2 separate regions of the Homo sapiens genome follow, and region 2 is linked to region 1. Evidence: read pairs that join two places in POLR2A ChIA-PET (ENCODE). Cell type or tissue: Panc1. All regions are shown on one strand.

Region 1 (2,500 bases):
AAAGTTTATTACATAAACACTGCCCCTCATGATCCTATAAATGGAGGAAAGGGGTGATGTTCTATGAGGATCTGCTAGGAACACAGAACTGAGAGCAGAGGTGGGAGGGCATCCCTGTGACTCTGGAAATTACAGGTAGGATGAAATTGGAGCCTGCAGACTCTAGGAACAAAGGGCTTGGACGGGGAGGACCTGATGTAAACAAAGGTGGGTGTTCAAGTCAATTATACCTAAATTTCTAAAAAGTGTCACCAGGCTCTTTGGCGTGATCTCATCACTATGGCCATAATGTGGCAGATGTTTTCTCTGGGTCAGGCAATGGGTTGGCTGCTTTGAATGCACAATCTCATGCCATCCTCTCCTAAGGCCTGCTACAGAGTTGACATTATTGGGTCCATTTACAACTTAGGACCTACCACTTACCTGGAGTCACAGAGTTGGAAGGGGTCAGAGAGTTGGGGTCTGAAAGCAGATCTATGTATTCTCGCCGTTATTCAGAGCTGTCTCCTTTCTCTTAGATAAACTCTCAGCATTTCCCCATTGGCTCCAATTTTCTAATCGTGGTCAAATAAAAAGTCAGATCCAGTCACAGGTCTGAATGAAAACATCAGGTCTATTCACTTGTTTTGCAAATTGGAAGACGTTGCTCCAAGGAAGGGCAGGGAACTGGGACACCAAGGGAGCCAAGTGAACGAGGATATTTCTTTTCATTGTGAGTCTAATGTTCCTTCCACTGCACCCATTTCCCAAACTGGGCCTGCAGAACTGGTGATGCCAATAAGTGTGCCATGAGAAAAGTATCCTGCAGTTAAATAAATCTGGACATTATTGAGTTAAAGTTAAATAGAGCTTCTCACAAGCTTCAATATATTACTGTACATTTCATTTGCCAAAAGCGGGTGTTGGTATGCTCGTTTCCCAAACTTATCGGACAAGGAGTTTGGTGGAACAATGATGAGCCTCTTATCAAGCTGGTGTATTGTGGAACAGAGTTTGGGAACTCTGGCTTACTTTGCAGAAAAATCCTTGCTTTGAGGAAATACAGGCATTACATTCAGCAAGGGTTTCAAGTAATGCAAACTGACCACCCATAAAGATGATATTTCCTGCAGGAAGGATGAGGAACTCCTGAAGTCCTGCAGGAGCTCACGTTTTTCCTGGTAGATAGGAGTAGAGACAGACTCTATGTAGAAGGGATATTCTGAGTAAAGGAAGGAACTCCACAGAACAGGCTTTGGGAGAAAGGACAAGATCTAGCTGAAGGATTCTGAGAATGAGGCCAGATACAAAAGAAAATGTAGTAAACAGAAAGGGCTGCTTTACAGTACTCAAAGCACAAGGATGATATACCTTTATTTTTCTCAAATAAAATCTGGCTTTGAGGCCCACCCACTGTGATTGGCAAGAAGTCTTATACTAGACATTTTTTATTTTTGGTGACTCCTTTTTTTTTTTTTTTTTGAGATAAAGTCTCACTCTGTCACCCAGGCTGGAGTGCAATGGTTCAATCATGGCTCACTACAACCTCCATCTCCCAAGTGATTTTCATGCCTCAGCCTCCCAAGTAGCTAGGATTACCAGGGCACACCATGGCGGCTAATTTTTTGTATTTTTAGTAGAAACGGGGTTTCACTGTGCTGGCCAGGCTGGTCTCAAACTCCGGACCTCAAGTGATCCGCCCACCTTGACCTCCCAAAGTGCTGAGATTACAGGCCTGAGCCACCCACCCCCCGCCCATTTTCGGTGATTCTTACCCCTTCCTTCAGGTCATACAAGCATCTGGGGCTTGTCTAGTCCAGAACAACTGGGGAAGAGCCAACTCTGGTCATGGTGGATACCCAAGAGAACCACTAGTGTAACTCCTGTGCAAATTTGGACTCCAGCTTGGACCAGCACTGCCATTCCAGGCAGGACGCCAAAATGGCCCTCCCAGGGGTTTCATCACAGACAGGCATCAGCTACAGAGACCCCTGTGGTAACCAGGGCCACTAGTTGGTGTCCACAGACATCTAGCCTCCTTACAGTATCTGAGGTACTCCTCTTCCCAGCCTCAGTGAAGTTTTCTTGGCAGCTGGATACATCCCTCCTTCCCTGGAAGCCCAAACTTCGGGCCCGCTCCCACTCCCAATTCATCCAATTTAGCTTCTTTAACCAAGCTCTGAGACCATGTGTCTAATAATGATCTTCTGGGTTTTGGGGAGCCAGGTTGACCTTACACATTTAAGGAGAGCATGAGCTACATACCCCCTTGAATCGGGAGGAAAAATGCCTCATCTTTCTTTGGCTAATGAATCCACAGCAGGCACTCCTAATAGTTCCATAAAAAAAAAAAAAAACAAAACGAAACAAAAAAAAACAGCTGGGCGCAGTAGCTCACACCTGTAATCCCAGCACTTTGGGAGGCTGAGGTGGGTGGATCACTGAAGTCAGCAGTTCCAGACCAGCCTGGCCAACCTGGTGAAACCCTGTCTCTACTAAAAATACAAAAATTAGCCAGGTG
Region 2 (2,500 bases), 210 kb before region 1:
ATTATTTTAGAAAGCATACCACAGATAGGATGAAATTAAGCAACGTTGTCTGCTTCTGAATTAAAGAATTCATTAACCAAGGACCTATTTATTCTTTGTCATCTATAAGTAATTATTAGGACTGAACTTTCTTTTTAAGTTTAAGATAATATATTATTGCGTTACAATAAATGATAGCTCTTCTCAATCTGTTCAAGTATGTTTGAATCTGTCTTGTAGAACAAGATGTATGTGATTCAAATATAGATAAGTAAATATCATTTAATATATATTGAGCATAATTTTAGAGGGGAAAACATATTCACATACTACAAATTAGAATCCAGTGGAAAATTTTAAGTCTGGATATCGCATAACAGTTTGCTAACCATAAAACAAAACACAGATAATTGAAAAGAAATATATTGGTATCTGTGAACTCTGGTACAAAGCAGAGTTTCAGTAGTAATACATTTAAACTTAAAATACAAGTAAATGATCCCAGATCCTACAGTAAGTGTGGCCCATGACTTACCATTTTAAGAAAATTGCTGGTAGGGTGTGAATTGGTCATTTGTTGTGTTTTTTGTTGCTCTGCTCCACCACTAGAGGGAGGTCTTATCTATTAATTACATTTTCAGTGTTTCCTGCCCTACCTCCATTTTTATTATAATATAGACATGTTGGGCCAGGCGCGGTGGCTCGCGCCTGTAATCCCAGCACTTTGGGAGGCTGAGGCGGGTGGATCACCTGAGGTTGGGAGTTCGAGACCAGCCTGACCAACATAGAGAAACCCCATCTCTACTAAAAAAAAATAAAAAAATACAAAATTAGCCGGGCATGGTGGTGCATGCCTGTAATCCCAGCTACTCGGGAGGCTGAGGCGGGAGAATCGCTTGAACCCGGGAGGCAGAGGTTGTGGTGAGCCGAGATCACGCCATTGCTCTCTAACCTGGGCAACAAAAGCAAAACTCCATCTCAAAAAAAAAAGACATGTTGGGTCCAAGATAATTTTTTGGATACATTTCTTGTGTCTAAGGAATATGCCAGCAAACTAGTATTCTTTTAAAGCACGCTCCCGCTAAAGAAGATTTAGGATTCACTCATCTCAGTGTTCCTAGCCGCTAATAATAATAGCAAATATTCCTTGAGCACTGGATACCCCACAGAGTGCTCAGCACTTGATCTGAATTACCTCACCTAATCCTTACAGTAGTCCTGTGAGGTGATGGCTCTTTTGTTCTCCCATTTGCCAAGGAAGAAACAAAGGCCCCAAGGGTTTGCATACCTTGCCCAAGTAACCCAGCAAATGGGAGAGTTGTGGTCTTGGATCCTAGTTGGCTTCCAAAAGCCTCTGCCCTTAACCTTTCTGCCACAGTGCCTCCTTCACAAATGTCAGAGTCAAAATGCCCATCATTCCCTACTGAAGAAGGCCCGGGCCATGTTTGAATGATACTTCTGATAGTTTCCTCACGTGTATGATTTTAGCTTTTTTAGAATACACATATCAATTATGTTGCCTGTTCCTAGGAACTCACAAGCTTTAATTCTAAGTGTTCTTGAGTTCCAAGAAGATGCAGAATATATTACTGTTCTGAATTTCTATTGTACCTTTTCAGAATGAGCTTCCTGAACCTGAACAAGACAATGGTGGCACCACAGAATCTGTCAAAGAACAAGAAATGAAGTGGACAGACTTAGCCTTACAGTACCTCCATGAGAATGTTCCCCCCATTGGAAACTGACGCTTGGCTCCTTTCTTGTGGATGGATTTTCTCAAAGTACACAGATAAAGCATGGTTTGTTTCAGTCTCCAAATTCAAACCTTTGAGTAATAAATCAGCACTCAAAAATGTACACCCATTTAGTTTGTGGTAGCAAAGTGCAATGCGAAATTGAATGAGAAACTGAGATTTCTCAGTAATGGTGAATATTTCGCTCTTTAAACCTAAAACTCTTCATTGAGTAGCTTATATTTGAACATGATTGGTTAAACATTTGCCTCTACCTCTGATTTTGCTTTGCTGTCAAAGTTTAACACCTTCCAACTACTTATGTGTGTCCTGTAACACAGGTGATTGAACGTATGAGAGGGAAAGGCAAAGAAAAAGGAAGCCAGACACTAGGAGAATTATTAACTTCTCATACTTCCCCACATTGAGAAGCATTCGGAGTGTATTTAGCCTGTAGATGTTGTGATATGCAAATATCCCATTCCCTGGTTACTGGCATTCCTAAGATTCTTCATGGTATTTTCAAACTTTGGATAAATTTACAGATTAGAAAGATATCTGACAGTTAATCTCTGTTCTCCTTACAAATTCCTTTTGTGCTGCTGGAAAGGATCTTTGGCTAGGTGGATGACTAGTTTTATTCAAAGCCTTTTCTCAAAGCCCTTTCAGTTACAACCACCCCACTATGGAATCAGTATTTAGTTATACATTTGTATAAGAACCTGTATTTTGAAAAACACATTCATGTATATTTATTCCTGGAATTATTTGCCTGTTAAACAGTGTCT

Evidence for each region. Peaks named below come from ENCODE experiments on the same cell type or tissue, not always from the same donor. Only the 100,000 strongest peaks of a DNase experiment are listed, where the experiment ranks them.
Region 2: POLR2A ChIA-PET joins it to region 1 with 16 read pairs; 4 of 35 experiments call an interaction of 5 or more read pairs at or near these places.

The regions. Positions count from the first base shown.
Region 1 is chr3:134,269,981-134,272,480 of GRCh38, reverse strand. No RefSeq gene overlaps it. Among named protein-coding and RNA genes, the nearest start is that of RYK, 20 kb to the right of the region's middle. In Panc1, no CTCF peak of the experiment used is centred here; no DNase peak of the experiment used is centred here.
Region 2 is chr3:134,477,814-134,480,313 of GRCh38, reverse strand. ANAPC13 (anaphase promoting complex subunit 13) reads left to right here. Exons shown (of 3, transcript NM_015391.4): 3 at 1,599-2,500. The coding sequence ends at 1,724. Among named protein-coding and RNA genes, the nearest start is that of ANAPC13, 6.9 kb to the left of the region's middle. In Panc1, CTCF peaks have their summits at 390 and 594 (motif pointing right); no DNase peak of the experiment used is centred here; H3K27ac peaks cover 506 bases.